2 separate regions of the Homo sapiens genome follow, and region 2 is linked to region 1. The links are chromatin contacts, found by Hi-C or POLR2A ChIA-PET in ENCODE. All regions are on one chromosome and are shown on one strand. The core of a region is the stretch at or near the end of the contact, and the rest is flanking DNA. Distances in the headings are between cores, read along the strand shown. Region 1 has its middle 33 kb from the start of PCSK6. Region 2 overlaps TM2D3 (TM2 domain containing 3).

What was found. Hi-C counts contacts between places; a loop is a spot of excess contacts on that map. ChIA-PET counts read pairs that join two places held with the same protein, here RNA polymerase II (POLR2A). Pooled maps may share reads with other maps.
Region 2: a map of dorsolateral prefrontal cortex shows a loop between it and region 1 (8-fold over the local background). The contact joins two enhancer-like sites. A Hi-C loop is called at or near these places in 5 of 168 maps with a recorded cell type or tissue (HepG2, dorsolateral prefrontal cortex, heart right ventricle and 1 more) and 4 of 50 pooled maps. POLR2A ChIA-PET finds 5 or more read pairs at or near these places in 3 of 52 experiments (H1, HepG2 and PC-9).

The regions. Positions count from the first base shown.
Region 1 is chr15:101,520,038-101,524,516 of GRCh38, forward strand. No RefSeq gene overlaps it. Among named protein-coding and RNA genes, the nearest start is that of PCSK6, 33 kb to the left of the region's middle. Within about 2 kb of position 1,759, at least 4 of the 41 ENCODE cell types and tissues checked have a DNase peak (open chromatin) inside an H3K27ac peak, as active enhancers do; they include dorsolateral prefrontal cortex, where a contact is called at or near this core.
Region 2 is chr15:101,638,163-101,642,832 of GRCh38, forward strand. TM2D3 (TM2 domain containing 3) reads right to left here. Exons shown (of 6, transcript NM_078474.3): 6 at 3,686-4,482. The coding sequence ends at 4,317. Among named protein-coding and RNA genes, the nearest start is that of TM2D3, 12 kb to the right of the region's middle. RefSeq lists a silencer at 3,121-3,280. Within about 2 kb of position 3,174, at least 17 of the 41 ENCODE cell types and tissues checked have a DNase peak (open chromatin) inside an H3K27ac peak, as active enhancers do; they include dorsolateral prefrontal cortex, where a contact is called at or near this core.

The DNA.
Region 1 (4,479 bases), core at 509-3,008:
GAGTAATCCTTTGGGTCTCTTATGTTTTCTCTCCTATTTGTATCTCTTTGTATAAATGTTCCCTTGATTACCTTTCTTTCCTATGGGGTCAGCTATTCTGTTTAATATTCTTGGTCTTTTTCTATCGGATGGCTCACTTTTCCCGTGTGCCTGGTGGTCCTTTGTCCTTTGTTCATATGTGAGGATGAAGGATCACACTCACGGTAGCTGGCATGCTGTGTGTCTTCCATGGGCCTCACCGTTGAGGTAATAAAACATTTGAATGGGAGCTCATGTGTGGTGTTGGCGCTTGCACACCAGTAGACTTTGTAGGATTTTAATGGTCTTGGGAGCATCCTTTGATATTAGAATAGGAGTGCACCAACCCCTCCACTAGAACCTTGGATTTCCGTGGTGTGTGTCCTTAGAGAGAGCCTTCTAGCTTGTTGCTTTGTTTGCCTGGGGGTGAAGATCTGATTGTCAGTCTCTCTGTGAAGTAGGGAGGGGTTTAGGGAAGGGACTGCCTGGCACAAGTGTTTTGTTGACAACCTTTTATTAGAACCTTCTGTGTGATCCCTTCCCTTACTGCCAGCTCTAGCCTGCAGCCTCTCCGAGCTCTGTGGGGAGAATTGGCCACTGCTGTGCCCCCGCTGCTCGTGTCTCTGACCTGGCACCCTGTCCTTGGCTCTGCCACATCTGTAACCCACACCGTCTGCGTTCCACCTCCCTGTGCCCGTGCCTTGATTGCATGTAACCCCTTCTTCACCTCTCCTTCCTGTTTTGGGAGGTTATTTCATTCTGTACTTCTTTAGTGGGATTTGGAAGGAAAAAGAAAAATCCATGTGTAAAATCCACCATCTTAAACCAGAACTCTTTTTACCCCTAGTTTTACAAGCCCTTAAGCTCCTGCAGAATCAACCCGTAGTTGTTTTTTTCTTAACCTAGAGAGACATCTAAGTAGGAGTCAACAGGCTTTCCAAGTTCTTGAGTCAGCCAGTGCCATGGGTCTGTGATGCACAGACTCTATGTCCACTAGTTTATGGCAGTAATATAGTCACCTGGGATGGATCTAAGGCCAAATTTGCTGTAGCGAGATCTGTGACTCCAAAGGATTACAAATGCTGAATTATTGCAGTGTGGACCCAATAAGCAACCTGAAGCTGCATCATGGAATTAAACTGAGTTAGAGCCTGAGTATATTGCTCCTTGGGTGATTCTATCCTGCAAATAATACATTATCCAAGGTCTGGTGCTGGAGACAGATTGCTGCAATACGCATCCAAGGGACCTGTTGCTGCCTGAGAGCAGCTCCATCCCATCATCCCAGTGCTGCTGTTTTATTGATGCCAGAGAGTCCCCACAGGTGATGCATTACACACCGAGGAGGTGGCCCCCAGAGGAAATGAGGGATCTGCAAGAGAACTCTGTAATAATTATTGCAGAGAAGACAGCTACCATGCTACATAGAAAAGGTCTTTTTTTTTCCCCATGTCAACTAGGAGAGAATATAGATACTGACTTTTCTTCTCCCAAGTTATTTCTTCTGCTTTCGTAAAATAAGTTCAGATATAACCAAAGTAATTCTTCAGATCCACCCTGCAATTAAACAAAACAACTTCCTTATTTTCTGAGTATCTCTAAACCTCCACAGATTCAAGGACAGATAAGCATTAAAGTGTCACAACCTCCTGAACATGGTGCTTTCAAATTTCCTGTTTCACAACGACTGAGAGGTAATTTGAAGTGCAAAAATGTGAGTGAGAATATCAACTCCACACCTTCAGCCATTCCGTCTTCAGCTATTTACAGATACGTTTTAAAAGCATACCATTTAAATATGACCAGCAACTTCCTGTTAAACTTTGGATGTAGCAACCAACGAGAAATATGGCCCTCGGTGGTAAGAGAGGAAAAAATAGTTTCTGTATACAAAGCCCTAACATAATAAACAAGCAGAAGCACTTCCTGATAAATAGCGCCAAGCAAACATTCACATCCTTGCCTCTGCTATATTCAAAATGTTTTTACTAGACCAAGTGCAAAGTATTATTATCATTAATATTAAGTTTATCCTTCTTGCAACTGAGCCAGGCTCCAGTTCTACAGGAAGGTCTGGTAGGAACCAAGGGTATGGCCGTTTATCGTGGCAGATACTTTGGTTTTAATTCCCTTCATATAAATGTTGTAAAGGCATGGATGGATAGAAACATTACTGCATTTGGTGAAACCCACGCCCAACGGCCCCAGGCCTGCAGCAACCACCCCACAGAATGATCAACACGGAAACTCCAGAGCAGTAAACAGGCCAATTTCAGATCCAGCGACAATCCCAGCAGGCGGCCAGGGGAAGAAAAGCAAGGACGACAGCAAAGACAGACGGGTGCCCACAGGTTCCCTGTAGCTACCGCCACGGAGTGGGAACCCCAGCCAGGGCACAGACAGAGGCAGGGCCCCTGTGAAAAGGGGCAAGGACTCAACTTGCAGGGAAGCACTGCCTTGTGCTACCTTTGTTCACTAACGTGAAATGCTACTCTGAGTGTTCCTTATTTTTAAATCAAAAATTTAAAAACCACACACACACACAGAAACCTTTCCATCTATTGACATATTACATACAGCATCATATGAGTACAGTTCGACGAATTTTGACAAACCGAGCCCACCCCTGTAAATCGCACCCAGACCAAGACAGAAGACATCAGCAGCTCCCAGGAGGCGTCCCTGTGCCCCACTGCCATCAACACCTGCCCCCACGCCCACCCTCCAGGGCAACCACCATCTGAACATCCTTGTTTACACGTCTTCCCGGACTGGAATTGGAATCCCAGAAATCAAGTGGAGTAAATGAAGTGCAACTTTGTGCCAGTGTGTTTGAGTTGCGGCTGCTGGGCCTGCAGGTGACAAGGCGCTGCTTCCCCAGAGACCTCTTTCAGCATTCCCGTGGTATTAGGAGAAGGCACTGCAGCAGAGCAGAGAGAGGAGCAAGGCAGGGCTGGGGAAACTGCTCACATGGAGAGATGTGGGAGGCAGTGTCTCCACGAGATGTCAGGGCCCTGGAAGAAAGGAGACCCTGTTGGAGGGGCCAGGCAGGACGAGGGGACACTAAATACCAGTGGCAGCCATAGAATGATGTGTGTGAAGTGCCACCAGCCACAGGGCTCAGCCATGCAGCTGGGTGGGGTGGGGGTGTGTGAGAGGGTCCTGCTTAGATAGCAGCATCACCACCCCTAGGAGCTGGGCTTGGATCTGATGAGAGTCTGTTTCCTCCCCTAGATGATGAGCCGTTCCCAGGGCTGGCCACTGAGGATCTGGGTCACACAGGCCACTGTCCTCCCCACATGAAGTTTGCAGTCAAGTTAGAAAGATGACAGGTAATGAGGTCCACACCACACAGCTTTGGTGTGGCACGTGTCAACACATTCGCCGACAGAACCAGTGCATGAATGAAAGCTTGAGGGCACAGAGCACCTCTCCTGTCTTGCCTGAGGTGTCCCCAGGAGCAAGCCTGACAGCCAGCTGGGCCACCCTGTGAGACCGGGGCCCGCTGGAGCCTTTCCATGAGGAAGACTGAGCCGAGCGCCTGCACTAGGAGGAGCCACGGTACCGCCAGGCTCCTGGGCCCGCTGGGGGAGTGGGCTGCCAAGCACCCAGTGAGCTGCGGCTGAAACAATGATGACATTTTGTCATCTCTGTCAACACAACAAGAACTTGGGAGGCAGGCAGTCCCCCGCCATGCACAGTGCCCAGTACTGTCACCAGAGCCTCTCCTTTATCCTTCTCCTCTGTCCCATCAGCTGCTGGTGGCTCCTCCCTCCCTGGCAGTCACAACACAGCCACCTCGTTCTGTGCATCATGGCCTCAAACTGCTCCTCCCTGCTCATCAGGGAGGGAACAGCCAATGTTCCCTGTGTCTCATTGGCCATAAGGTCACCTGCCCTGCAGGGTGCTGAGACAGGGACTCTGGTCACAGGTGGCTGTTGGAACCCTCCCTCCTCAGAGCTTCGCAGGTCAAAGGGATGCGATTAGACTCTGTCAACACCTCTAAGAGCTCCACTGTGCGCAACAGAGAACGAGATTCCGTCTCAAAAGAAAAAAAAATCAATCTATCCACCATCATAACTTTAGTCAATATGCTTATTCCGTCACCTCTTCATTTGTCATCCTTCAACAGTATCTACTGATTCTGCACTATTAAAAAATGAGAATTTCCCTCATTTACCCTCCCCCACCTCCTCTCAGTCACGATTGTTAGTTTTCACATTCGTTAGATTCGCACCTGTCAATATAGACTTGGGCATTTACTGCTTTTCCATCCAGCTGAGACTGCTGAATCTTCAGCACACCGTGGAGGCCTCTGAAGCCCTGTCCTGTCCTCCGTCTCCCCTCCCCTCTTCCCCTTCTCTTCCTCCATCCCGTGGGTTTTTCTTTTGCAGCACCAAGGATGGCATCATATTCTGTTTGATGAGCATAATTAAGTTTTCTGTTCTTTGTTAAGTTTTA
Region 2 (4,670 bases), core at 1,924-4,423, 120 kb after region 1:
TTGTTCACGAGCCCTCTCTCACTGGTCTCTTCCCAGCAGCCCTTTTCACTTCCCCCAGCAGTAACAGGAGAAAGATATAGATACCTCTCTTTCTCCGAATTAACCTGTTTTTCCTCACCAGTGAGACCCCCCCACCTTTTTTTTTTTTGGAGACAGAGTTTCGCTCTTGTTGCCCAGGCTGGAGTGCAATGGTATGATCTCGGCTCACAGCAGCCTCTGCCTCCCAGGTTCAAGCAATTCTCCTGCCTCAGCCTCCTGAGTAGCTGGGATTACAGGCACCTGCCACCACGCCCACCTAATTGTTTTGTATTTTTAGTAGAGACGGGGGTTTCACCATGTTGGCCAGGCTGGTCTCGAACTCCTAGCCTCAGGTGATCTGCCCGCCTCGGACTCTCAAAGTGCTGGGATTGCAGGTGTGAGCCACCACGTCTGGCCTCCAGTGAGACTTTCTGAGTTTTGTTGCGCCAGCAGGGCCATTTGCGGGAGTAATCTTACACACCTGAGCAATAATTTTTTTTCCCTGTATTCACAATTTTTTGACGTTTTTGGCATTTGGCTGTATCCTTTTGCTTGTTCGCTGTGGAGTTTTCATTTGTTTGCTGGTTTTGGGCAGGAAGGAGGTGCTGGCTTTTCCTACAGTGTGTTTATCATTTAAGTATTTGAGAAGGGAGATGCTGCAATCCAGCTGCACTCTACCACTTTAAAAATTCTCAGCAATACTTTTAGGTGTTTAGCTTACTCCCAGCAATTCCTCCTTACTCATTCATCAAACTCCTAGTCACTGTGCACCTGCTGCATGGCCGGCAGGGCTCTCAGAGCTGAGCTACAGCAGAGAACCAGAGCCCTGCCTTCGTGGAGCCTTAGTAAATTATGTCCACGTGTCTCCATCAAAGCGTATTTTGCATAAAAGTGTTGTGTTTATGGAAGACAATTTCAATACATTTAAAAGAATTTAAATCAAATTTGCCTAGGTTACAAAATTAACCAATAGGTCTAGTGCATAGCATCACTACAGTTATCATATTATAAATTTGCTAAGAGTAGATTTTAAGTGCTCTTACCATGAAAGAAACGCATACGATGTATATACAATAAAAGTTTAAAAAATGTGTCTACCCCCTAACATTCATGTGACACTTCATACTCTACCAAAAGGGCAGAACAGAGGGGAAGCTTTAGAGCAGGAGCGGAGGAATCTGCCTCCATTTTTCCTGGGTGTTTTTTTTTTTCCTTTTTATGCATATTCTACTTATGTAGTGCCTTCATTTTCAGGCTTTTTCAATGTTGTATTTGAGAAGCTGCATCAGGTACAGCTCATTTTCCACTCATTGCTTACAGGATGAATTAAAATCATTTGCATATTCCGTAGCTGATGATATATGCCCAAAATAAATGCAAGTCTGGCATAAGGCATTAAAAAAAAAGTACAGAGAAATGAAGTTGTGTGGCATAGAGAAGGTATTTTTACATTTTAAAATCTTGAAGCATAAGATCTTTGAAAAAATCTTTTTATACGCACCATAAACCAGTTGTTCCTCAGCAATTTGCAGAAATCAGATCAACATGGTGTTACAGACAAATATTTACTTGAAGCCAATTTCTATATATTATCTCCTTGCAGCCACCTCAACTGCCAGTCCCTGGAATTGTACACAGTCCCTTCAAAACCTTGAGGACACCCGTGGCATTAACTCAGCAAATAAATGAGAGCCTCTGTGTGCACGGCATTGTTCTAGGGACAATGGAGGGGGTAGACATAAATAACCCAGCACCTTCCCGTGAGGCATTACTGGGGTAAATGGAAGAGAGCTGACAAAGCAAGGTAGAGATTCTTAAGGGGAAATCATGACAGATGGCCTGCTGCAGTGATAAATTCTGAGTGTCTAGAGAACTATCAATAGAGGATGGTTGACTGATATGGTTCCCAACCTGTGTGAACAGGATGGCTATCTAATCATATCCCTGGGTCAGAGCCCATAGCTCACACATGATGGACTGAGTATTTGTGTCTTTTCCACCCCAAATTCACATGTGGAAATCCTCACCACTGTAATGATGGTATCAGGAGGTGGGACCTTTGGGAGGTGATCAGGTCATGAGGGTGGAGCTCTCAGGATTGGGATTAGTGCCCTTATAGAAGAGGCCCCAGAGAGATCTTCCCTGCCTCTACCATGTGAGGATGTGAGAAGATGTTATGAGGAAGAAGGCCCTCACCAGATACCAAATTTACCAGCACCTTCATCTTGGACTTTCTAGCTTCCAGAACTCTTAAGAAATAAATTTCTGTTGTTAAGCCACGCCGTTTATGGTATTGTTATAGCAATCCTGAAAATCTAAGACAGCAGAGGAATAGAACCTGAAGGTCAGACTCCAACATGGCATTTTGCTGCCAGCAGAGGCCCATGGGATTTGCTACAAGAGATTGCACCCACACTCCCTAGTGCCCTTTGAAAGTATAGTTTTACTTTGCAGTTTCTTTTTGGGGCTGTGTATGAGTTCATCGTTCATAAATTTGTTTGTACTATTTGAAAATCTCTTCGTATTTCCTGCTAGTTCTGTCTCAGGCCATCAGCTCTATCAAAGTCCTTGATCTGAAGCATTCCTGACTGGCTTACATCCTTCAGGTTCCAAGGGCTATGCCCTTGTGCAAACTTTTTAGGATTTGGGAACAAGTTCATTTATGCCTCCTTTCATGGATTCTGAATCTTTGAGCTTTACTCTCAGACACTGCAGCTTCATTATCTAATTCAGGCCCCAGAGCCACAAAAATGGTTAATCAAGGATGCTGTTACCTATTTCCACCAAGGGCAATGCATACTTCCTACTAACTTCCCACCGACTCCCTGGTTCCACCTTGCATGGTTGCTCAACAGGGAAGTATTAGATTCTCTTCTACACAGAGCTACATAAGGAGACTCAGGAGACATTTTTATTATAGTTAGCAAAGGGGCTACTTCTTGAAGAAAAGATCGTCTTCTAAAGAAACACCTGCTCAATCAACAGTTTAACGGATACAAAAAGTGTGTCTTTGCTCTCAGAAAGAAAGGTCCACATAAACCGGGTTACTCCCATCCTGAAGAACTGCTCATGCTCTGTGACAAGTTCCTCGTAAACAAAACAAAACAAAACCAGTTTTTTTTTCTGTTTCTGGAACTAGAATGGGGAAGCAAATGTAATGGGGATGCGCCACCTAGCGACGAGAGATGGAACTGTCACTCAACTAAGAAAAGGACTGTGCTTTAAACAGCAGCAAGTGATCACTGAAACCTTTCAGGTAAACTGAAATCAATAAATCATCTGCTGAATGAAATATGCAGATATTTTATAGCTTCTAGATATGATATGGTGGTTAACAGTCTTCTGGATAATACACACAAGTGTTTAAAAAGCAGTAACTCAGATACCCACATTTGAAAGAAAAAATGCTAAGTTTTTAAATGTTTCAAAAGCAAGCTTGAGTAAAAATCTTTTTGAATAACTGAGTTTTTTTTCCCCGATAAAGGGTCTATAACAGATCTATACTCAAAAACATTTATATATTTCCACTGTGTCAATAAACCAGCCAATTATGACTCTGTTAGAATGGAGTAATGCCCTGAAAGATAAAAATGTTATTCTTAACAATAAAGGTAAGTTGTAATGATTATTCAAGATTATATTTAATATAGAAAACAGGCCCACAGTATTTCTTAACTTGCAATTTTATTAATTTTTCAGTACTCTTACCTTTTATATACTACTAAGAAAATTTAAACCATAACTAGACATAAACATTCTGCAGTTTAATTCAAATTTTCATATATACAGACCAGACTACATATGTATTACACTGCAAAACTTACACATGACTGAAGCTGAGCCTAATAACTTCAATTAGCCAACAACAGAAACACTCCCACTTCCTGCAGTCACAGCAATTAGCTAACAATAAAAACACTCCCACTTCCTGCAGTCACAGCTGAAAGACTTTTCAAGGCAGACTACATTTGGGCTGGAGATACAAGTGATGTAGTTTGACTTGGGCAATACAAAACAAAAGTCATAGGAATTAAATGGATTTTCAATCACTGTATAATTCATTCTCCTGGCTTAAGTACGTTTTAATTTTTTCACAGAAAAAAATATATTTCAGGCAAATAAAAACAAATTCCAGATTAGCATAGTTCAGCGTTTCATTTATCTTACCTTTATCAAGGCAAACAAAGTACAGATGCTGTACATTAAAAACATAGAAATATATCACTCACACCACATCAACTCCTACGGACAAAAGGGCTTTTTCTAAGCCCTGCTCCTTTCTGAAGCACACACCACAGCTAAATGTACAAAGAGCCATCTGCTGGTCCAACATAGCCAACTCCAATGAGCAGGACGTCTATCAGCGTCCATATTCCCAGGCCACCGAAGCTGAAGAGCTTGCCGAGGCCTTCCCGCCACTGGCCCAGGTAGAAACGGTCTGCTCCAAACCCACCGAGGGTGATGCTGCGATGGCAAACAGACAGGATTCCATGAGACCACCTCCACCCCAGCTGTGGCCAGTCACGGTTTAATCACCACATTATGTCAGATTTGAGAAAGGGCTTCCCCTGATCGTAGCCCTTAACTGGAACACAAGTGACTATTTCACAAACTGACACCACCAAATAATTACGGGCAGGAAGACAGTTTAA